Regions from separate parts of the Mus musculus genome. Here region 1 is linked to region 2. Evidence: chromatin loops called from intact Hi-C (ENCODE). Cell type or tissue: left cerebral cortex. All regions are shown on one strand. Links, peaks and the distances in the headings refer to the core of each region. The heading gives the core; the rest is flanking DNA.

The links. Peaks named below come from ENCODE experiments on the same cell type or tissue, not always from the same donor. Only the 100,000 strongest peaks of a DNase experiment are listed, where the experiment ranks them.
Region 1: it touches region 2 in a loop (2.3-fold over the local background); 2 of 42 quality-filtered maps call a loop at or near these places.

Annotation. Positions count from the first base shown.
Region 1 is chr11:102,192,020-102,203,557 of GRCm38, forward strand. It overlaps G6pc3 (glucose 6 phosphatase, catalytic, 3), which reads left to right. Exons shown (of 6, transcript NM_175935.3): 2 at 16-122; 3 at 454-544; 4 at 730-848; 5 at 1,066-1,207; 6 at 1,424-2,062. The coding sequence ends at 1,787. Hdac5 (histone deacetylase 5) reads right to left here. Exons shown (of 27, transcript NM_010412.3): 12 at 10,525-10,736; 13 at 10,034-10,315; 14 at 9,214-9,385; 15 at 8,381-8,514; 16 at 7,950-8,070; 17 at 7,617-7,666; 18 at 7,347-7,454; 19 at 6,986-7,041; 20 at 6,778-6,865; 21 at 5,647-5,766; 22 at 5,320-5,417; 23 at 5,040-5,158; 24 at 4,520-4,653; 25 at 4,219-4,303; 2 more. The coding sequence ends at 3,810. Among named protein-coding and RNA genes, the nearest start is that of G6pc3, 8.1 kb to the left of the region's middle. In left cerebral cortex, for the core only: CTCF peaks have their summits at 3,610, 3,813, 6,438 and 9,442 (motif pointing right); DNase peaks (open chromatin) are centred at 2,589, 4,279 and 9,622; H3K27ac peaks cover 292 bases.
Region 2 is chr11:102,428,905-102,440,442 of GRCm38, forward strand. Grn (granulin) reads left to right here and starts at 1,603. Exons shown (of 13, transcript NM_008175.5): 1 at 1,603-1,636; 2 at 4,061-4,205; 3 at 4,321-4,446; 4 at 4,582-4,666; 5 at 5,032-5,141; 6 at 5,238-5,373; 7 at 5,496-5,605; 8 at 5,799-5,922; 9 at 6,155-6,252; 10 at 6,342-6,587; 11 at 6,805-7,038; 12 at 7,120-7,344; 13 at 7,431-7,905. The coding sequence starts at 4,068. The coding sequence ends at 7,568. Fam171a2 (family with sequence similarity 171, member A2) reads right to left here. Exons shown (of 8, transcript NM_199200.2): 4 at 11,232-11,390; 5 at 10,970-11,149; 6 at 10,756-10,872; 7 at 10,528-10,654; 8 at 8,077-10,005. The coding sequence ends at 8,559. In left cerebral cortex, for the core only: CTCF peaks have their summits at 2,278 (motif pointing left), 5,717 (motif pointing left), 8,781 and 9,577 (motif pointing left); DNase peaks (open chromatin) are centred at 2,267, 3,376, 3,610, 4,041 and 7 more places; H3K4me3 peaks cover 2,396 bases; H3K27ac peaks cover 2,418 bases.

The DNA of each region.
Region 1 (11,538 bases), core at 1,861-9,860, 240 kb before region 2:
TCTTGTCTCTTCCAGGTTTCTGTTTGGAGACAGGCCCTTTTGGTGGGTGCATGAATCCGGGTACTCCACCCAGACTCCAATCCAGATTCACCAGTTCCCTTCTTCTTGTGAGACTGGTCCAGGTGGGAAAAGTTCCAGCTTCCTCCCATCCCTGGTGCGGTTAGGGTCCCGGTAAACATTTGCATATACTCCAGCTAGGGTGGTCCAAACAGGCCCAGCCTCTCAGTTCCTGGTCCAGCAAACAAATTCTGGGGAGATCAGGTTGAGTGACGTGGCTCATGTCAACTGTTCACCTCATAAAGCCAGAGACATGGCATCGGGCAAGAGGGAATGATGAGCCAGTACTAGGGAAAGCTGCCTTTACATCTGAGTGGGGATGTCTTGAGGGGTCACCATGGGCTTCTGGGTTTCCACTCATGTTTTTTCACCATGAACTTCTGGATCTCCCGGCAGGCAGCCCCTCCGGCCACTGCATGATCACAGGCGCAGCTCTTTGGCCTGTAATGACGGCCATTTCTTCTCAGGTGGCTTCTCGGTCCCGCAGGTATGACCTTAGTATGGCCCACTAGTAGGAGCATTCTAGATTCCGCAATCTCCACAGCATGTTAGTTTGGAAGCTGGAGTTGTGGTGACCTGGGGGTGTTGGCTCAAACTTTTGAGGATTTGGATGCTGAGGAAAGTCAAGCCGTGTTGGACATCCCTTGAGCCACTCGTCTCTCTTCTTTCCAGCCCCTGGGTGAGGGTGATTCCTGGCCTGGCTTATTGTACCTTCCTATTGGCAGTCGGCCTATCTCGGGTCTTCCTCTTAGCACATTTCCCTCACCAAGTGTTGGGCGGCCTTATTGTTGGTAAGCAACTGGGGCAAAAGGGTGGCCCAAGAGGGTGTCTTTGGCAATGGGAGGACCAGTCTAGGAACTTCTCAGCAGTCCCAGCGTCTGTAGAGCCAACCTTAAGGTCCCCACTTCTGTCTTAGTTTGTTCTCCTGCTGAGATGAATTGCAGGCGAGGGGGTGGGTCATTTCCCCAAACATCTTGAAACTGATTTTTTTTTGTCCCGTTCCCTTAGGTGCTGCCCTTGGCTGGCTAATGAGCCCCCGGGTACCCATGGAGCGGGAGCTTAGCTTTTATGGGTTGACTGCTCTGGCCCTCATGCTGGGTGCCAGCCTCATGTATTGGACTCTCTTTACACTGGGCCTAGATCTTTCCTGGTAAGTCCTACTTTAGAGTCTGGGCAGCCAGGTCCTGTCCTGTTTCACTTGTACCTAGGTAGTGGATTTCAGTTGACTATAGAAGCATGCATTAACTGTTTCTAGACAAGAGATATGGGGTCATAACACATGGGCGCAGCCCCCTTGTGAGATGGCTACAAGCCAGTGGCTCTCTGGATCCCAGGCTCTCCTGGCAAAGACTCATCTTCCCCACAGGTCCATCAACCTGGCTTCCAAGTGGTGTGAACGGCCCGAGTGGGTGCACATGGACAGTCGGCCTTTTGCCTCACTGAGCCGTGACTCAGGATCTGCCCTGGGTCTGGGCATTGCCCTCCACACTCCCTGCTATGCCCAGATACGGCGGGCGCACCTAGGGAATGGCCAGAAAATAGCTTGCTTTGTGCTGGCCATGGGGCTGCTGGTCTTCCTGGAATGGCTGGGCTACCCACCTCAGATCAGCCTCTTCTACATCTTCAACTTCCTCAAGTATACCCTCTGGCCGTGCCTGGTCTTGGCCCTTGTGCCCTGGGTGGTGCACACATTGAGTGACCAGGAAGCACCGCCCATTCGCTCCTCTTGATGTGTTTTGCCTCCCTTGCCCCAAAGACAACACTCCTCGACCAACCACCACACTCTAAGAGACAGCCCTTTTCCTGGGCTCCGGAGCAGGCCCGCTCACCTTGAACTTCATTTCTGTCTCATGCTTTGCAGTCTTAGCTCCCTTTTAAAGAAGGACCTCTGTTTCCAGGAGGCTAAGCCATCCCCCAGGTCCCCACAAAGCAAAAGCAACAGGAGGCCTGGTGGGGAGGGGGAGCTGCTCAGGAAGACCCCAATAAAGCCCTTGGAACTTGTGAATTCTTTTCTTGTCTGTGCTCTCATCTCTACCGACCTCTATAAGTACCAACAGAGCCTCCACCCCATTCCTGACTCTACAAAGACAAAAGTAAAAGGGGGTTGGAAATTCTGCTGGGACCTACCCCCCACCTCCCCGCCAAGGCCATGGCAGACAAGATGAGATATGGCAGTGACAGTTCACTGGAACCCAGCCTTCCACAGTAGGACAGATCTCCTGCCCTGGCCTTCAGCTTCTCAGACTGAATTCTGGGCCAAGAGTGAAGAAAAGGCAGCATTTTGGCTAGGAAAGGAGTGAGAACTTTTACTCCCATTTGCGAGCCCACAGATCAGACATTATTCCCAGAAAGCACTGCCACAAATAAGTTTATTTACACGAAGACAAAAACCATGTGTTGGGATACAAACTACTGAACTAAAATCCATGTCCAGGGAGACAAAGCAGGAGTGGGTTGGCACAGGATAAGATCAGCCTACGGGGAGAGAGTGGGAGGTGAGCAGCCTCTGGTTCAGTGCAAGGATGATACAGACAGCACGCAAACACACAGAAAACTAATAGTGGTGGGACTCCCCAGCTCCCTCAGCCCTGCTCAGGCCCCATACGGACAATATGGAAACAGATAGCTGAGCCCTGGGGATGTGGTATAGGGGAAGAAAAATTGGCCCCTTAGGAGCCATTTCCCATCTTTGGTTTCCTACAGGCTAGACCACATTCACTGGAAGTCTGTGGGCTCCAGCCTCTGGACACAAGGCTACTGGAAAAGATGGATAGCTCCTAACAACCTCCTGCTGAGAGCTGGACTCCCCCCCCCCCAACACCTCTGGGGGACAGGGGTGGCTTCTAGACAGGGTTCTGGCCCTGTCTATTCTAGAACTATATCTACCCTGTCTTTCACGATCCCCAGGTTTCAAAGCAAAAAGGCTCCAGAAGGGAGCTGGATCTTGACCCTTCTGCTTGCAGCAGGCTGATGGATGGAGAAAATCTGGCCCAGAACATCAGAGGGGCTTGCATGAACCTGAAGCCCCCATGCAGGGTCTACCTTCTCCCCTCCTTATACTGGTCCAGCACAAGACGGAGAGTTTAATAGAAAAAAAGTGGAGAACCTGCCTGCATACGCAGGTCCTCCTGGCCCCTTCTAACCCCGCTGCACACCACCCGGTACCCTTTGAGCTCCTGGGATACTCAGGAGTAAGAGACAAGAAGCCTGGCCACAAGTCTAAGGCCTACATCCTGGGCACGAGTCTTCAGTGCTGAGGCCAAAGAGGAGAGTCTGCAGAATGGTGAGGGAGATAGAGAGGAAGGGAAAGTTTGGGGTGGACGCCTACCTTCCCTCGATTCTGCATCTTAAATGGTAGTACATCATCCTGAGGGTGGAGAGGGGCAGATTTCAAATTAAGGCATTCCCCAAAAGCCAACTGAAGTCCAGGCACCAATCACTGTTCCCATCTCAGGCAGCTCCAGAGTTGGCAGTACTGCCTGGAGCACTGTCCACGGTAGAAGAGTACGGGGAATTGGGTATGGGATACAACATGGGCAAAGTGGGTACTGCACCCAATGCCCCATAGAAGGAATGGATTCGAAAGCTGACCCAGGGCCCTTGTAGTGGGAGGGGGTTCTGAAACAGCTTGGAGGCGGGCGAGGCTGAGAGACCCACACGGCACACGTTGTTGAATGTGTGACTTTTTGTTTTTAATAGAAAAAATAAACAAAATCACAATGATGAAGCCCAGAGGGATGGGGGCCAGGGTGTCACAGGGCAGGCTCCTGCTCCATGGGCTCCTCTGCTGGCCTGTGGGGACAAACACAGAGAGAGCACTGAGTAGAGAATGTGACCATAGGCCAGGGCAGAGGGATGGGACGTGAGCTGCTTACCTGGGGCTGTGCTCTTGAGTGGCAACAGCCTGGGCCTGCTCAGCCCCCACGGAAAGCAGGGCCATGGCGCTCACAGTCTCGGCCTCCTCTTTCTCACCTGTCTGAGCCTCCCGCAGCGAGCAGCCCAGACCAGCGGCAAACCTCTGTACACAGCTCCAGTGTTTGCCTATGGCAAGAAGGACAGACAGGTTCAGGGAGAGCAGACTGATCCAGAGGTAGCCCGCTCCCAGAAGCCCCGCCTCCCGGGCAGGCTGAGATAAGAGCCCCTCTGCCTGCGCCCACGCACTCTGGATCTCGATGACTTTCTCTAGTGTGGCAACCGCATTGACGCTGGGCTTTTGCTGCAAGACTGCTTCATCCAAGGGCTGCAGCTGGCAGAGAAAGAAGAGCAGGCTTAGAGTGGGATGAGGAGCGATGCCTGATGCTTACTTAGCTCTCTGACTATCCCCATCCAGCCCTGGCAAGCACAGGCTTTTGGGAGGAAGCCCTTCCCTGACCAAGTGTTTTCAGACCTAGGCAAACCCCAAAGACCCCAGGGAAGTGGATGTCCCTACTGACCCGTCAGTCCCCACCTGTCCCACACTCACCTCCACGCTGAGCAGAGCCGAGACACAGGCCTCAGAGGCATCACAGATGGCGGTCAAGTCATGGCCTCCCTCCAGGGCCAGCACCACCCGGCCCCCAGCCAGTGTCATGAGCTGCCTGGTCAAGTGGCCAAAACCTTTACACAGGAGTAAAGAGAGAAGGATACATGGTAAATTGTATCGAAGAGAAAGAAAGAAGAAACAAACAAACATCAAGAGATGAGACAAATAGCACAAAATGAGACAGCAACGAAGTGAAATGTCAGTGAACTTAATGGAGAACAGGCTAACATGGAATGTATCTGGATCATCTAAGAGCATCTCGGGAAGATCAAGGCCAGAGAGCTTCAGTGAAAGATACTTTGTTGCTACTCCACTTCTACCTGGGGCCCACACCAAGGCCAGCAGAGGAGTGGGTTGAACTAGCAAGATGGCTCTAAGTCTTGCTCCCTGTAATGCTAACTTCTTCTCTGTCTCCTGTACTTCAGTGTTCCACACCCTCCCAGACCCCTAGTAGGCTCACATCTGGCGGTGACAGAATAGCCACCCAGTGGAGACAGATGTCCTTCAACAGCATCAAACCCAGCGGAGACTAGGACGACGTCAGGTGAGAACTCCTGGGCAATGGGCATCACCACTGTCCTGTAAAGGGATGGCCCAAGCTGATGCCAGCAGAGGCCAGGCTGCACCTCGCCATGCTCTGTTCTCCATCGAGGCCATACCCCTCCACCACCCCAACTGAGTGCTTGCTGCCCCTGCCAGCTCTGGGCCCCACCCCTCCTTTGGCCCTTCTCAGTCCCCACCTGAAGGCTGTCAGGTATTCCACATCTCCAATGGGGGGATCCACACCTCCTGTCCACGCCACATTTACGTTGTACCCCACACCTGGCCCTCCACCAACCTGGCAATAAGGTAGGAGAGGTTGCTATCACTGCCTGGCCACCCCAAACACTGCCCCAACCCTTGCCTCCTTTGACCTCTGCTTTGCTCAACTGGCAGTCAGACCTGTGTGATCCTCCCACTAGGAGCCCTCAGATGTCACGGGGACCAGCATCACGAACTGTGATTTCCTGGCAGGTCCTGGCCTGTTACCTCCCTGAAGGACTCCAAAGGGGGCCTAGGAACTGTACCTCTTCAGGAGCCCCAGAGCCTGGAAAGAAGTTCCCGTTGTCGTAGCGATGCAGGGAGATGTAGAGCACAGAGGGATCGTTGTAGAATGCTTGCTGGGTGCCGTTGCCATGGTGAATATCCTGATGAGGGACATGGGAGGGTGCTTTGGGCAACAGTCTAAGCTCTAATCCAAAGCTCAGCATGCCAGCTCTTCCACACCCACCCTACCATTAGCTCTGAAGATGAGCCCACCAGTGGCTCCGGGTCTGTGACACTGAATTCTGGCTCTACAGCCATGGGATGAATATGGTTTATCTCCCTGCAGAACCCATTCCACTGAAGTGCAAGGGAAACTCAGGCTGGTAAGAAATTTAACACAGGCAAATAAATTCTAAAGCAGGATCCAACATTTATATGAATTCCCTTTATTTCCAGGCAGGATCTCACTAGATAGAGCAGGCTAGCCTTGAACTCTCCATTCTCCTGCCTCAGCCTCCCTAGTGCGGCGATGATAACTGTGCATCACATCTGAACACAGCAGTTTCTAAACCAAAAGTGGGTCTCAAAAATTCTACCCTCGCTGACCAACTGCCTAGTGATGCCTGGAGCTGAGAGAGCAATGTGTGTGCTTTTCCCACCATGGCGGTGGCACAAGGTTAAGGAGCACCCACAGCCTTAGGAGTGGGGGAGGTGTGGCATCCCAGCTAGCTAACCCAAGCAGTGTCCTCGCTAAGGAAGAGAAAGGGGTGACTACTTTGCACTGCTAGGGGTGGCTGTGAGCAGCGCAGTGTCAGGTTCCTGGTACACAGCGGCCCCTATGGGAAGGGCAGGGAGGAAAACGGGTTCTGGTAGTAGTGGTAGCATCTCTGTCCCCACTGCTCAAGGTAAGACATCTGGCTGTTGGGAGGCTGCTAGTGGGAGGATAGACTAAAAAATTGGGGTCTCACGGGCAGGAGCCACCCTACCAGAATAAAGGGCCCTCCTGATGCTGAAGCAGGAAGGATATTATCAATCTATGAGGCCAAGGACTGGGTCCTAGTGCCACCCGGAAGTGCAGCGGGCTGCCCAAAGGCAGGGCACTTCTGAAGTCCTTCGCTGCTGACAGCTAGCTCTGCCCTGCCCTGCCCAGGCACCCCAGCCCCACTGCCTACCCAGTCCACGATGAGGACCTTGCCCACGCTCAGCTTCTGCTGCAGGAGTTTAGCTGTGATGGCTACGGAGTTGAAGAAGCAGAATCCCCTGAGGGGTGTGGGGAGGAGAAGAGAGCGCGGAGTTCAGCTTGAGCGATGGATGGGAGATTTGCTTCAAGTGAAAGGTGGGAAGGATGGCAGAAGGATGTCAGGTCAGAGGGGTACTCACATGGCTGTGGACTCCTCAGCATGGTGTCCTGGGGGCCGGATGATAGCAAATCCATTCTGAAGTACAAGCAGAAGGACACCAGTCAGGAAAGGCAGGGTAGACAGACTCAGGAGAGAAGCACAAGCCAGACAGTGATGGGAAAAGAAACACTTTTATAAATGCCAGCTGCAGGCCCCTCGGGCAAACAGCTGTCTCTCTCCTGCAGATAAACACAAGAGTCTCAGGCCTTAGTGCCTACTTGGTCCCTCACGACCCTCACACCACGGCTGTCTCTGCAGCTCCTGCCCATCTTAGTACTCAAGACTGAGTGCTTTGCCATGCTGCAAAGGACAGCGTGGCCTATGTCCTTATACATCCTTACCTTGAGCTCTCCTGCAGCCACCTTGAAGGCCAGCTCCACCAGGCAGCCCACTGCCATTCGCACGGCACTTGAGGAGTGCATCTCATTCCACACCGTGTCACTGTCCACCTGCAGGGGCAGGAGATCGGGCTTCAGTGTGCCCTCTGCGGGGGGGAGGGGAGGAATGGGAGTGGGCACCAGAGAGCAGGCCAGCAGCCACGGGGATGGGGGAGGAAGGGGCCAAGCTGGGAAAGCCACTTGCCCACTCCCACTCCCACAGACCCAACTCACCCCAATGCCCCCACAGGGCAGCATGGCGTACATCTTCTGGCTGATGGGGCCTGCAGGGCAGAGAGACAGAAACGCTCTGAAAGGTGTCCCAGTTGCCAGTTGGCACGGACTGCATGGTCCATGCCAGTTTAGAGCCTCCAGCTCCTGTTCTGGGGACCTACCTCTAGAAGAGGTCCACCCTTAATGCCTGACGCCCACCCCAAAGTATGTTCAATCAGTATCCATGCTGGTGACACCCACTCGGACCACTGCCTACTCTGGCTTGGTGGTCTCTAAGACAGCACTCTCACACTCGGACGCAGGGCACATGTGGGACCGTGTCTTGCAGCTTACCAAGCAGCTTCTTGCTGTCCAGCTTCTGCCGGTTAAGGGGGCTGGTCCCATAGAGCAGGGTGTGGTACTCAGAGTGCACGGTCTGGATTTCATCCAGTGTGGCTTTACGACCCCGGATCCGCTGCCAGAGGAGGTCAAGAGAGGCCAGAGACTGTTGACAAGGCTCAGCTCTCTTGACAACTATAGTCCAATGCTCACAGAGCCAACTTCCTGGAGAACTAAGGGATTTGGGGTAACTATGCCCCTACCCTGAAGAGACACCCCCCCTCCCTTACTCCAGAACTCCTCCCCAGGTTAGCTGGGGACCACGAGAGAAGCAGACACAGGGATGGAACTGAGGAGGTCTCAGAACTGGCTGGAGGGCTAGGGCATGGGAGGGGCTTTGCTAGCAGGGAACCACTGAGAAGGCTGAAGGCAGGGCGCTCTCTCACCTCACACTTGCCGAGCAGACCAGTTTCCTGCAGCCGGGACCAGATGCTCTGGATGCGGCCGGCGTGCTCTGGGTGCACGTGTGTGTTTCCGCACATACACTGGTGCTTCAGCATGAACGTGTCATAGACCACACCTGAGCCACAGACCCTGGTGTCAGCCACAACTGTTCTGAACCCTAACCTTATCACTGGCTATCCCAGCTCTCCACCAACACCCACCTAGACACCCTCTTTCCTCTCCTGAAATTCCGCTTGTTTAACACAGCCTGGTCCCAATCCCCGTCCTCTGCATCCCCTCTAGGGTATGTTCCTCCTTCCCCCAACGTGTTGGCCCAGGGCACCGTTCCCCACTGGCGAGATAATGTCATCTGCTGCAAGTCTGTGTCCTGACAGAGCCCAGCATGTGGCAACCTCTTGGGATGCTCCTGAGGCCTACTGTCAACCTTACAGGGAGGAAGGTGGACAGGAGGCTAAAAGAGCAAAAACTAAAAGAGACAGTGGATTCCACCCAAGGCTCCAGGACTTGTGGGAAGATGGTGCAGAAGCAAACACCCTAGGCGGGGAGTGTGGGGCACAGAGAAGACAGTGCTGCCCCAGGGAGTAGGATCAAGGCTGCCCACCCTCCTGCTGGCAAAGAAGCTACCGCTGCTCCCATGAAGAACTGTGGTGCGCAGGGAGAAGTGAAGACCCCTTTCCCCTCCGTGCAGTTTTGCTAAGGATCTGGGAGAAGAAAGCACAGCATGTGGGGGAGCTAGGGGAGGGGGTGGCTGTGGCATCTCTTAGCCCAAGTAGGTGCACGGGGAAAGGATGGGAGGAGTAGTGTTAGGGCTTGCCTGTGGTGAAGAGGTGCTTCACCACAGTGGGTTGGTCTGTGGGGCTCTTCATGCTCCCAGGAGCAGCAGGTGAGGACTGGGTGCGGCCCAGGGCCTGATGAGGCACAGTGGCCAGGCTGAGGGGTGCCTGGTACACCTGGAGGGGCTGTAACTGCTGGGCATCTGCGAACAACTGGAAAGGAGTAGGAAGAGGCCTGCGTAAGGCTCAGTCTGAATGGGGCTGAGTACAGGGCCCATTCAGCCTCCAGAGGGCCCCCAAGTCTCCTTCCACCACCTCCTCCCACCTGCTCCCTCCAGGGACAGGAGATGCTCCAGGCTTGCCATCTCTTACACGATGATGGGAAAGATGGGGGATGTGATGAGTCACCCCAAATAGTAGCATTGAGGTAAGAGGCTGCGAGGGGCGGGGGTGGGTGGGGGCGGGATGAGTCAGGCCTGAGGGCTTGGGGCTGTGTCCGCAATGAATGGAGCGCACTAGGCTCAAGGCACACTGTAGTAACAGTGGGGGCGTGTGTGTACACATGCATGCAGAGACCAACGCACAACCAGCAACGCAGGCACAAACGCAGATACACACAGGCCATGTGCGTGCACGCACACACAAACACAGTCACACAGTTAATAGACAAGGGCAGTCACCAAGGGACAGGCACAGCTCAGAGACAACACAGGAGCCCCCCACCCCCCACTCCCTCCTAGTCTCTCCGCCCCTCTTTTCTTTAGAAAGCTTGCTCAAGGCCTGGCAACTACACCACTGGGAACCAGCAACCAAGAGTGGAAGGAAATCAGAGACTGAGGAAAGATGGTAGGTGGGAAGTACCTTTTTGTAACCAGCACTGGACTCTTCTAAGTCAGGGCCTTCATCAGGACCACTCTCGCCATCCTCATCCTTGACCTGAATGCAGTCCTCCTCTTCCTCCTCCTCCTCCTCCTCCTCCTCTTCTAGGTCTTCCTGGGTGCTCTCACTTTCTGTAGAGCCTTCCCGGGGAATGGTCAGGGCCCCCTCTCCCAGCAAGGCCTCCTGCTGCTCCGTCAGCTCCTCTTCTGTCTCCTCCGGGTGAGTGGTGGGCTGCCTTGACAGCTCCCCAGTTTTGGTAAGGATCTGAGAGAGGAAAGCAACACCGTCTGGGGATGGGGGTGGCCATGGCAACCTTCAGCCCAGGTAGGTCTGCTCCCCTCCTCTCCCTCCCCCAGCCTGGCACCCGCCCGCACGATTCTACGTGCCGTGGAAACCTCGAAGCTCGGCCCCCACGTGTCTCGCCAGCCTGGGTCACTCCTGGGAAGCCCAGGACGTCGCCTCTCTGCTCGTACCTTGCCCAGCTGCATCTGCTGCTGCTTCTGCTTCTCCAGGAACTGCTGGTGCTGCTGCTGCATGACCAGCTGCTGCAGGGCCTGGGGACTCTGCGGCAGCGGGGAGGACTGAGTGCGGCTCAGAGGTCGGTGCCTCGGGAGCTTACCCACCGTCCTCATGCTGGTGGCCACACGTTCACCCGTCACCAGTGGGGACTGCCCATGGAGCGGCACTGTGGAGGCAGAGAAGGGGAGTAAGCACTATTTGGGAGGGGGGGCACCCTGCCCCTGAGGCTGAGCCCCATGCTCTCTCCTCCTTATAACCTTAACAGTGAGCTCAGAGCCCCTGGCACCAGCAAGCCTTCCTAGGGTCCCCTTCCCATCCCTTTGGTTTGCCAGAGTGCACAGGTAGTCCTGGGCTCGCCACACATGGGAACAAAGACTAGCCCTCTCCAGCTGCAACAGGATATCCCTGCCAACAGACTTTGCAGATCCTACCAGGCTGAGGAGTTCTAGGCCAAGGAACCCCTAAGTACCTTGGCCGGTACGAAGGGCTGACTGCCTAATGCTGTCCGCCGTCAGTGCCTTGGACCATATGTGGCTGAGCCCTGGAAGCACAGCCTAAATTGACATGTGCTACCCATATGAAACACACATGGGATTCCGAAGCTCAGCATGAAACAAAACCAGAAATAATAACTGTGTTCTAGATAGAAGTCAAGTAGATATTAATTCCACCCATTTCTTTAAGAAAAAAAATGTTGCTGGGCTCAGGGGCACCCACTTTTATTTGTTTTGTTTTGTTTTTTTGGTTTTTCGAGACAAGAGTTTTTCTGTGTAGCCCTGGTTGTCCTGGAACTCACTCTGTAGACCAGGATGGCCTCGAACTCAGAAATCTGCCTGCCTCTGCCTCCCGAGTGCTGGGATTAAAGGTGTGCGCCACCAGGCCCAGCTTGGCATCCACTTTTAATCCCAGCAAAGTACAGGTAGATCTCTGAGTTAGAGGCTAGCCTGGTCTATGCAGTGAGTTTGAGG
Region 2 (11,538 bases), core at 1,636-9,635:
ACCTTTTTATTATTTATTTCAAGCGATTGCGTATGTAAGTCTGGGGGTGCGCTAATGCTATGGTGTGTGTGCAGAAGTCAGAAGTCGTGGTTTCTGGGAGTCATTTCTGTCTTGTGAAACAAAGGAAGCAGGTTTGTTAAGCTTTTACCTGCTCCCCATTTTATTTCCCCTTGAGGCAGTGCTGCGTCTAGGATGTAGCTCAGTTGGTAGCACTTGTAGCTCAGCATGCTCAAGGCCCTAGGTCTAATCCCAGCAGCACAGAAACTAAACACGGCAATCTGCACTTGCAATCGTGGCGCTTGGGAGATGGGGGCAGAAAACTGAGAAGTTCTGTGTCAGCTATCTATCAAGCTGAAGCTCGTCTGGAACACAGGAAACCCTGACTCAGAGGGTGAGCTGCAATGTTGCTGAGTCTGGTTTCCAACTCCTGGGGTTCAGCAGCACCCCTTCCTCAGCCTCCGCAGATGGCTGTGTCTCACTAGAAGCATAAGCAATGGTCTGTTCTGGGGACACCTGTATGAATGTCATGGAACACCTATGCTAACACCATCAGGATGCAGAATGATGCACCAGTCTTACACACTTTCTGGGACTCCAGTGTAAGAAGCCCTCACGGAATTCCACAACCCTGCATGCACTCCTCTCTATGTAAGACTCCCACTGTCCTGAACTGTATGGCTGACCCCCATGGTCTCTATTCACCCACCATAACAATTCCTCGAAGGTGGGGACAGCTGAAACAAGGAAACCCCTTCCATCTCGACAGCCACCAGCCTACTCCACAGGCAGTGCCACACACTTGGCTAATGCCCTTATCTTGAACGTGGCTTTCAACCCTTGCTAGAGGCTGTCTGTAAAGAACAAGATATAAACTACCCAAGGAAAGGATTCACTGTCTTTCCCAATCTAGTTTCAAGTTCCTCTGTCCCACCTTATCAGCCTCTTAAAATTCTTTCAGCTTCAATTTAATGCAGTGCTATCAATATGGATTTAAATCTCTTCTTCCCCCCAGTTTGAGCCAATCTCCTGCCTCCTCCCTACACACATCTACAGTGCCCGGTACTCGCCCTTGAACCTTTATTAGATTTAGTCTAAGCCACTCTCCCCATTCAAACCTGGGGACTATTTATCTTCACCCTCACAACCATCTTCCAACTGGTTTCGAGTCCTTGTCTGCCAGGCGTGAAGAGACAGGAATGTACAAAAGTCCCGATCCAGAAGCAGACACCCTCCAGTAAACGACCTTGAACGCGTGCCCTCAGGGCAGCTCTCCTAACTGTGGGTGCCCTTAGGCATGAGGTGTCTCATCTCTGCAACACTCTGCCGCCAGAACCCAAACCAGCAAGCTCTGCCCTGGGGGAGGCGGGCTATGTTGTCATATGATTCTCTAATCACATGATCCCTAGAAATGGGGTGTGGGGAGAAAGAGGAAAGGGAGGAGGAATGTGAACTGAGTAGAAAAGAAACACAGCATTCCAGGAGAGTCCCGCCTCTACGTAGACAAGTAACCAATGGAAGCCCTGGATCTCCGAGCAATGGCTAATGGAAATTGAGGTGGGCGGGCCATCGTGCGGCCAAGCCCTAGTCCTGGAGCTGACCGCCAGATGCCTCCCAGGGAGCCCGGACCCCGACGCAGGTAGGAGGACCCTCTGCAGACAATCTCCCCGGCTACTGTCCAGAGGTCCAGAGGCCTGACCAGGCTGCCTGTGCAATTGAGGGTCCTCTGGAGTCTCAGCTCAGAGACAAGAGAAGACCTGCCTCTTGAAACTCCCCTAGGGGTTTCTGATGCACTAACGAGGTTGTTTTTTTCTTTTCTTTTTTGGAGGGGTGGGGGCAGTTGTTGTAGAGACACCTCCCCGCACCCCCTCCCCCCCAATAAGAGGCTTCTCTTGCCCAGCATGTCGGAAAGCTGCAGGCCTTTCTCCAGGACAGGAACCACCCCACTCTTGGGCCAGCTCCTCTCTTGTCCGTACTTCCCACCTCTGTCTCCAGGTCCGGCTCTTTCTCTTTCGGACGCTGCAAGTGTTCTCTGCGGCGGCGTGCATTGGGTGGGGATCTCCGGCCCTTGGCCCCCAGAGCTCAAAGGGGTTGCGAGCAGGACCAGGGCGTGATGGCTGAGTCCCTGGGTTGTGTCAGCTTTATTTCCTTTCTTGGGGGGCGAGAGAGCTAATTTCCGCCTCTCCCCGCCACTTTTCCCCCGCTGCCTCTCATCTGGATTGGCTCACCTTTTAGGAAATTCATTTCCCCTCGACACTCAGAGTTGGGGGGTGCCACCTAGTGGAAGATGTCGGAGCTAGGGCTTTGAAAGGCTCCAGTTCTCCCTAGCTGTGTAGTGTAGAGGTGGCCAGGGGCTCACCACTCCCTAGCCCCGTTGAGAGGAACTGGGTCTTCCCTACCCCTTCCTGGTTAGGAGATGGCCTCTGGGATGTTCTTTGAATTAGGTGAAAGGGCACTTGAAAAGACCTAGAGAAGGAAAGAGAAAGATGGCAGATCCTTCTATGTAGCCCAGGCTGGCCTGGGATTCACCTTATAGCCCAAGTTGGCCTGGCACTTGCAACCCTCCTACCTCAGCCTCCCAAATGCTGGGATCAAAAGCATGCCTGCCATGTGTGGGTGGCATTTCCTGTCTTTCATAGCCACCAGTGTCCAGGCAGAGAAGAATTGAGACACAGGGAGCAATTTCTGACATAGAGTGTCACTTCCAGGACTAAAACCCAAGTCTCTGTACCTACTTTTTAAATATTTTATTATTATTATTATTATTATTATTATTATTTTTTTTTTTTTTTTTTTTTTTTGGTTTTTCGAGACAGGGTTTCTCTGTGTAGCCCTGGCTGTCCTGGAACTCACTCTGTAGACCAGGCTGGCCTCAAAACCAGAAATCTGTCTGCCTCTGTCTCCCAAGTGCTGGGATTAAAGGTGTGCACCACCACCGCCCGGCTCCCACCCTGTTTCTATCCTGCTTGGGTCACCTGCCAGAAAAATGCTCTGTCCTGTCCTGTTTGGACCTCTGGCCTCTGGGATTCAGGGTCCTTCTCTGACAATATTCAGGGAGACCAGTTGGCATATGAACCCAGTCCCATATCCCGTCTTTTTTCCCTGACTTGATCCTTAGGCATGGATTTGAAAAGTGAAAGTAATATTATAATTACTGTTTTGCATAGTTGTTGCAGAGAAATACAGTAAGGAGAGGGAGAAAGACTCCCTAGAGGGTCTTTGAATATTGTTGGGTCATTCTGGGTTGCTGGGTAGGCCAGCTGGGCTGGGGAAAGGCTTATTAGGGAAGTGAGAGGCTCGGTTCCTCCTGCTGAGGCAGTGAGGCACTGTGCTGGGTCTTCCCACTTGCAGCTGAGTTTCGGTTTCTGAGGGGGGAGAGACGGAGGCGGTCCGTTTGAGGTGCCCTGGTGATGTCGGGAAGGGCTCACCATGAAGTTAGCTTTAAGGCTGATCCAGTCTCTGTGTCCCCTTCCCTTGGGTGGGGTGGGGGGACAGTTGTGGGTAGGCGGTGGCTGGCCCATAGGGAAGCCAGACCAGACCCCACTGACCACTGCACTTCTGTTTTTACAACTTTCTCCACTGCTCGGTTTCCCATATGATCATGTGACTGATGACTGTCCCTCTCCATCCCCCAAGGCTTTTGAAAGCTACAGGTGGCAGTTCAGTGCCGGCAGTGGGGCTGGCCATCCTCCTGTGTCTGCTGAGGTCTCCTCTGCCTCCCAGTTAGCCCACAGTCCCATAGATAAAGCCACAAAAGCCACATGCCTTCCTGACTGCCATACCCCGTGCCCCCCCCCCCCACTTACCCAGAGTCTCAGCCGTATGTGAGGCCATGAATCCACACGTGTTCATGCCCACAGTGTGTGCCAGCTGACGCATGTGCGCTTGCTGCACACTGGTAGGACGCTGACACAAGCGACACATCTGCTTGCTTTCCTGTTGGCTTGTTGAGAAGACTCAATGAAGCCAGGGCCTTGGTCAGAGCACAGGGGAGTGCGTGGCCTCAGAGTAGAAGGTGGCACAGAGTTTAAGGTGGCTGCCAAACTTTGCTTGGCATTTGTAGGCAGACCATGTGGGTCCTGATGAGCTGGCTGGCCTTCGCGGCAGGGCTGGTAGCCGGAACACAGTGTCCAGATGGGCAGTTCTGCCCTGTTGCCTGCTGCCTTGACCAGGGAGGAGCCAACTACAGCTGCTGTAACCCTCTTCTGGTGAGTGCCTCCTGCCCCAGTTGGCACCCCGGGCCTTTTGAAGGGCTGGCTACCTTGGATTGACCAGAGCAAGGCTGGCACAGACCCTTTGGTTGATGTCATCTCTTCTTTCCAGGACACATGGCCTAGAATAACGAGCCATCATCTAGATGGCTCCTGCCAGACCCATGGCCACTGTCCTGCTGGCTATTCTTGTCTTCTCACTGTGTCTGGGACTTCCAGCTGCTGCCCGTTCTCTAAGGTGACAGTGCCATTGGCTTGGGGAGTTGGGGTGTGTGTGTGTGTGTGTGCTTAAAATCTGTGTTTACCTCTTTCCTTCACTCTAATAGTCCCAAGCAAAAGCGTCTTGCTCACACAGACCTCTCTGTGTCCATAGGGTGTGTCTTGTGGTGATGGCTACCACTGCTGCCCCCAGGGCTTCCACTGTAGTGCAGATGGGAAATCCTGCTTCCAGATGTCAGGTGCTGTGGGGCACAGGGGAGGGGGGCATGTGGGGAGGGACATCGGGTGGCACCTGAAGGGCCCAGGAGCCCAACCGCCTGGGTGGCCCTGATTCCAGAACAGAGGGGCAGTTCTGAGAGAAGAAGGTGACAGATAAGGATGCCGAATTAGGGGTCTGGGGACACGGAGAGGCCATGCTGGAGTGGTTTAACACCACTGGATGCCTTAGTTGTCTCTCTGCAGTAGGGGCTACCTGGGAGATCACCTAAGCCCTGGGACTGGCCACTAAACCTCCTGTAGCTGGACCAGCAGTTCCTTCTTGACGGTCCTGGTGAATGGCCTTTGCTGACTAGATTAATGGAATTCTGGGTTCTTCTATTTGCAGATAACCCCTTGGGTGCTGTCCAGTGTCCTGGGAGCCAGTTTGAATGTCCTGACTCTGCCACCTGCTGCATTATGGTTGATGGTTCGTGGGGATGTTGTCCCATGCCCCAGGTACAGGTGTAGGGAAATGGTGACTAGCGGGTAGCGGGGTGGAACTGGGACCTGGGGCTGATGCAGATGGATTGAGGATTATCTGTCTCTTCTCAGGCCTCTTGCTGTGAAGACAGAGTGCATTGCTGTCCCCATGGGGCCTCCTGTGACCTGGTTCACACACGATGCGTTTCACCCACGGGCACCCACACCCTACTAAAGAAGTTCCCTGCACAAAAGACCAACAGGGCAGGTGAGGAGGCTGGGAGCCACCCAGCCAGCAGCACCTGGGGGGTGAAGCCACATTTGACTCTTGGATGGGAAAAAGTCCCCACCATCCTGGCAACCCCTCCACATGCCTCATTGCTCTTTCAGTGTCTTTGCCTTTTTCTGTCGTGTGCCCTGATGCTAAGACCCAGTGTCCCGATGATTCTACCTGCTGTGAGCTACCCACTGGGAAGTATGGCTGCTGTCCAATGCCCAATGTGAGTGAATGGCTGGATTCCCCTGAGCCCATATATAGTCTTACAAGGAGGCTCCAAGCACTGGGCTGATCCCTGAGAGCTCTAAGGCTCATGCTGCCCCCTAGTGGCGGTTTGAAATAGTGTACGCTATCAGCCTGGCTCGCTCCCTGTCCTCACTACTGGAGTTCAGAGACTTATACTTGTCCCAACCTAGGCCATCTGCTGTTCCGACCACCTGCACTGCTGCCCCCAGGACACTGTATGTGACCTGATCCAGAGTAAGTGCCTATCCAAGAACTACACCACGGATCTCCTGACCAAGCTGCCTGGATACCCAGGTACAGGACCAAACTAGACCCCATTTCATTCCCTCAATAAAGAGGGGTTCTTGTCAGTTATGGAATGGCTATCAGCTGGGTGGGTTTTGATGGCCGCATGGAGGGACCTGGCAGTTGTAGACCCTCTCCACTGGCCTTGCATGAGGCTCACTGTGACTGGGTTAGCTGTGTGCTCCGTTCTCCGCACCTGGTCCCACTGCCTTTGATGATTTGGTCTCTGCCCACCTCACAGTGAAGGAGGTGAAGTGCGACATGGAGGTGAGCTGCCCTGAAGGATATACCTGCTGCCGCCTCAACACTGGGGCCTGGGGCTGCTGTCCATTTGCCAAGGTACCTGGGAGCAGTGGGCACTGCAGTCCAAGCGGAAGGGGCAGCCAGCTTGGTACCAGTGCTTATTGGCTTTGCCCTGTCTACCTTAGGCCGTGTGTTGTGAGGATCACATTCATTGCTGCCCGGCAGGGTTTCAGTGTCACACAGAGAAAGGAACCTGCGAAATGGGTATCCTCCAAGTACCCTGGATGAAGAAGGTCATAGCCCCCCTCCGCCTGCCAGACCCACAGATCTTGAAGAGTGATACACCTTGTGATGACTTCACTAGGTGTCCTACAAACAATACCTGCTGCAAACTCAATTCTGGGGACTGGGGCTGCTGTCCCATCCCAGAGGTAACATAGAAAGGGAGGCAGCCCTGAGGGGGTAGAGATAGCATCTTGGCCTGGGCAGGTGGGTGGCAAGAGTCCCGTGGCTTTATTTCTTCTGCACTCTGTCTAGTCCAGGGTGGGTACCCAGTGCTGTGACCTGTCCCCAGCAGGAGAAGCTATGAGCTAGAGAGGTAGACTCCCATGGTCCTCTGTAGGGACATTCTTCTCTGCCCACCCCTAGGCTGTCTGCTGCTCAGACAACCAGCATTGCTGCCCTCAGGGCTTCACATGTCTGGCTCAGGGGTACTGTCAGAAGGGAGACACAATGGTGGCTGGCCTGGAGAAGATACCTGCCCGCCAGACAACCCCGCTCCAAATTGGAGATATCGGTTGTGACCAGCATACCAGCTGCCCAGTAGGGCAAACCTGCTGCCCAAGCCTCAAGGGAAGTTGGGCCTGCTGCCAGCTGCCCCATGTGAGTCTCCACCCCACCGCCCTGGGGGAAGGGAGCTGTGTTCTTGGGATATGAGTGTGATCCCATCCCCTCGCTCCACAGGCTGTGTGCTGTGAGGACCGGCAGCACTGTTGCCCGGCCGGGTACACCTGCAATGTGAAGGCGAGGACCTGTGAGAAGGATGTCGATTTTATCCAGCCTCCCGTGCTCCTGACCCTCGGCCCTAAGGTTGGGAATGTGGAGTGTGGAGAAGGGCATTTCTGCCATGATAACCAGACCTGTTGTAAAGACAGTGCAGGAGTCTGGGCCTGCTGTCCCTACCTAAAGGTCAGTGTGACCCTGACTCTGGGGCTGGGTGTGGCCATGGGCTGTATTCTGCCCTGTCTAGTACTTACTCTCCTTTGACTATCCAGGGTGTCTGCTGTAGAGATGGACGTCACTGTTGCCCCGGTGGCTTCCACTGTTCAGCCAGGGGAACCAAGTGTTTGCGAAAGAAGATTCCTCGCTGGGACATGTTTTTGAGGGATCCGGTCCCAAGACCGCTACTGTAAGGAAGGGCTACAGACTTAAGGAACTCCACAGTCCTGGGAACCCTGTTCCGAGGGTACCCACTACTCAGGCCTCCCTAGCGCCTCCTCCCCTAACGTCTCCCCGGCCTACTCATCCTGAGTCACCCTATCACCATGGGAGGTGGAGCCTCAAACTAAAACCTTCTTTTATGGAAAGAAGGCTGTGGCCAAAAGCCCCGTATCAAACTGCCATTTCTTCCGGTTTCTGTGGACCTTGTGGCCAGGTGCTCTTCCCGAGCCACAGGTGTTCTGTGAGCTTGCTTGTGTGTGTGTGCGCGTGTGCGTGTGTTGCTCCAATAAAGTTTGTACACTTTCTGAATAGTATCTGATTTGTTGCGCCAGGGCCCTCTGATACCAGCATTCCCCATAGGAAAAAAAAAATCACACATACACATACACATACACACACACACACACACACACACACACACACACACACACACACACACACAGAGAGAGAGAGAGAGAGAGAGAGAGAGAAAGACAGAGCTTTAACCTCACCAGCTTTGTATTTTTTTTGTTGTCAAGAGTGTTATCACATTATCCTCTAGTCTCCAGGATCGCCCCAGCCACCAGCCCTGTGACATCCAAGCAGCACCCCTCCCCTCCCAAGGGTCCACAGAGATTGCCCCTCCCTTCCCAGCCCTCACCCTAGCAGCTGAGGCTGGCTCGCCCCTCCTGCTCTCCCACAATAGATCTTTCTATGTACAGCCACGTTTATACAGGCACTGCTCCCCCACCCCAGCCCTCTTCCCCAGCCCCTCCCATGGGGGACCGGGTCCCTCCCACCTCCCTCTGTTTGGAGGCCAATCCAGGGTCCCTTCCCAAGACACTCCCCCAGCACATACCACAGATGAGCTCTGCCGACCCCTGAGCTCTTCTCCGGGATAAGAGCGCATGCCCCTCCGCCATAGCATCCCGGGGCGCGCACTCTGGGAACCTGCAGGGGCGGTGGGTGACCCCCGGGCCGCACTACTTGACGTTGAACACCATTAGCGGCCGCTCCTCCCGCCGCTGCCACGGGCTCTTCTTGTCGCCAGCCTCGTCGCCCACCTCCGCCCCCAGCTCGTCCTCCGGGCTGGTGAGCGAATCGCGCCGCAGCTCACTGGCGCTGCTGCGGGAACTGTCCCCACGGCTGCGGCCCCGACCCCTGGGTACCGTGGCTGCCCGGCCTTCGGGTGCCACCACCTCGTCCAGCAGGGGCGTTAGCGAGTTGTCCTCCGGCGAGCAGAGGCCGGTGCGGCTCTCGCTGCTGCTGGGCTCTGTGTCTTCGCTGAGCGCCAGGCGCGGGGGCGCGGGCGGCGGCGGCGCGGGCAGCTGCGCGCGCTCCCGCTCTTCCCTCGGGAGCCGGCGGCGCGCAGGTCGAGCCTCGTGCACGTCGACGCCTGAGTCCAGGCTGGCATCGGTGCTGCGGCCGCCGCTGCCCGCCTGCAGGTCGATGTAGGAGTGGCGCACTTGTGAATTGGAACGTCCGTCCAGGGATACGAACCAGGCGCGCGGGTGAGGCTTCACTCCCAGTTCCAGCAGCTTCTTCTCGGTTAGAGCCTGCAGCTCGCCGTTGAGCTGCGCCATGGTGGACTCGTTGAACAGCACCGGAATGGTGACCGAGCCGCTGACCGGTGCGGAGCGCCCGCCGCCCCAGCCCTCGCCGCCACCGCTGTCGCCTCCCGCACCCGCGTGGCCCTGCATCAGGGGGCGCTGGGGGTCGGGTTGAGGGAAGGGGCGCGCGGGGCCGGCGGCCGAGCCCTCCGGCGGGGTGGCTTCGTCGCCCACTCCCGCGGCGCCCGCCTCTCCGCCCAGGCGCACATAGTGTGCGGGGATCACCAGGGTGGGCATGACATTGCGGTACACGTTGTCCTTGAGGTGGTCGATGGAACCGCAGAAAATGAGCTGGCCCGGTTGGCTGAGGGACGGCGGCCGCGCCAGCTGGTCTACCGACTGTGACAGCAGAAAGTCGGGGGTCTTGCTCTCGGCCGCCCCCTTGTGGCCCAGATAATGGTCGAAGGATGGCGGCGGCGAGGGAGGCTCATGCAGGAAGGCCGCGGCCCCGGCTGGACCCCGCCGGTATTCGTCCAGGCTGGGCTCCAGCCCGCCAGGACCCTCGACGGAGCGGGCGCTCTTGAGCCCGGCACCCTCAACGGTGCGGGCACCAGGAGGCTCGGCGGCCGGTCGGCTGGCGGAGCGCGGTTTGGCACGGAAGAAGTCATCCCGCGAGGATGCTAAGTCTCGGGAGCTGGAGAAGGCCGAGTGTAGGGAGCCTGGGGGAGGGGCCTCGGGGTCTCCCGACGACGTAGGCTCCAGGGGTCCCCCGCAGATGAGATGGAGTTGAGACATCGACGTAGCCTGATCTCGTTTGTTGTCCGAGGGGCCGGAGAGCTGCAGCTTGCGGTGCTGTTGTCTAGGCTTCAAGCAGCGTCTTCTGCAGAGGAGGAAAGAGACAGGCGCTCAGGGATGCCGAAAGTAAAGGTATTTCCGTAAACCGCCACAGCTGCTGACATAAGGGATGGAGACAGCAGTGAGGTGGAGATGAAGGATGCCTGGAACATTCGAGAGAAATGGTGGGGGACCCAGATGATGTCTAGAAGCTGTTTGTAGAAAGAAGATCATTCATCTAGGAGCTGCACCCGTTCAGCTTCATGGGGGTAAACTTGGCAACGTTTGGCATGTACAGCAGCTAGGAGTGCCTGCTCTGGGAGTGAGAGCTGGGCTGGTTGGAGCCGCGATTGGAGTCTCTGCAGAGGCAAGGCCTGCAGGTCCTGCCATCTGTCACCCCATTCTCTAAAGCCACCAGTCTCTGGAGTCTTAGCTTTTGCATTGGCATTCTTTCCTGGAAGCACTTTAAGGATCTTCTAGAAGCATCTTTGGGACCCCAGTGCAGAGCACAGGAGCAGGGCTTGGGATGTGGTGAGAGAAGGTGGGACAGGGCCCCAGGTGAACTCACCTGCAGTAGTAGATCAGTAGACACAGCAGAATGAGCACCAGCAGCGCCAGGGCAGCCAGGATCGTCAGCAGGAAGATTGTGTGGTAGGTGCCAATGTCCTGAATGCCTGAGGTGATGGTAACCAGCCCTGTGCCAGGCAAGGGCTTAGGACGCCCTTCTCACCTTTCACAACTCTCCCACCCTTCCCTTCCCCCTACTGCCCCTCCCCCACTGCCCCACCAATCTCACCAGATGTAGGGGAGGCCATGGCAGCTACCCAGTACCCTAGCTGCGGGGAGACAAAAGTCCAGTAGAGCTGTCGGCCTTCCTTCCGAATCACACCAGTGCCATTTCGTACCCACAGTCCTAGAAAGAGGCCAGGGGAGTTCATCAGACTCAATGTTCTGCCACCTCCAACAGAAGCCCCATCCTCTAGCACCGGCACCCTGCCCCTAACACTTACCACTCTTGGGGTCAAACCTCCAGGCTGGAATGCTGGTGCCCACAGCAAGGGCACGAGGCTCTGAGGGCACTGGCAGGGACAGGTGAATGGGGCCTGAGAGAGGCACCTCTGTCCCATTGCCTGTTAGCAGGTGGACGCTCACAGCAGCCAGTGGTATCAGCTCCAGCCAGGAGCCATTGCCTGAAGGAAGAGGACACTGGTACCAATGGCCGCGTCCTTATGGAAGGAATGTGTCTCCCCTCTACATTAAGTACAGGCTCACCTGAGCTGGAGGCCTCGGTCCCCAGGAAGGCAGGGAAAGCCCGCATTTCCTGCTGGGTGCTGGCCGGTGTGAGCGAAGCCCAAAGCTGGCTGTAGGTGGAACTGACAGGCAGGCGGGCAGCTCTACGCTGGAACTGCACCCAGGGCTGGGAGCGGGCACCTGGATGGAAAGCAGGCACTGTGGTAGCCTGACCCAGACCAAAGCAGAAAGCAAGTATCCAAAAAAAGAGAACCACTGGGTTAGGCCGGGGAGGGTGGGAATAGAGAGAGGATGGGATAACCACAGATTGGTAACTTGAAGGGATGTG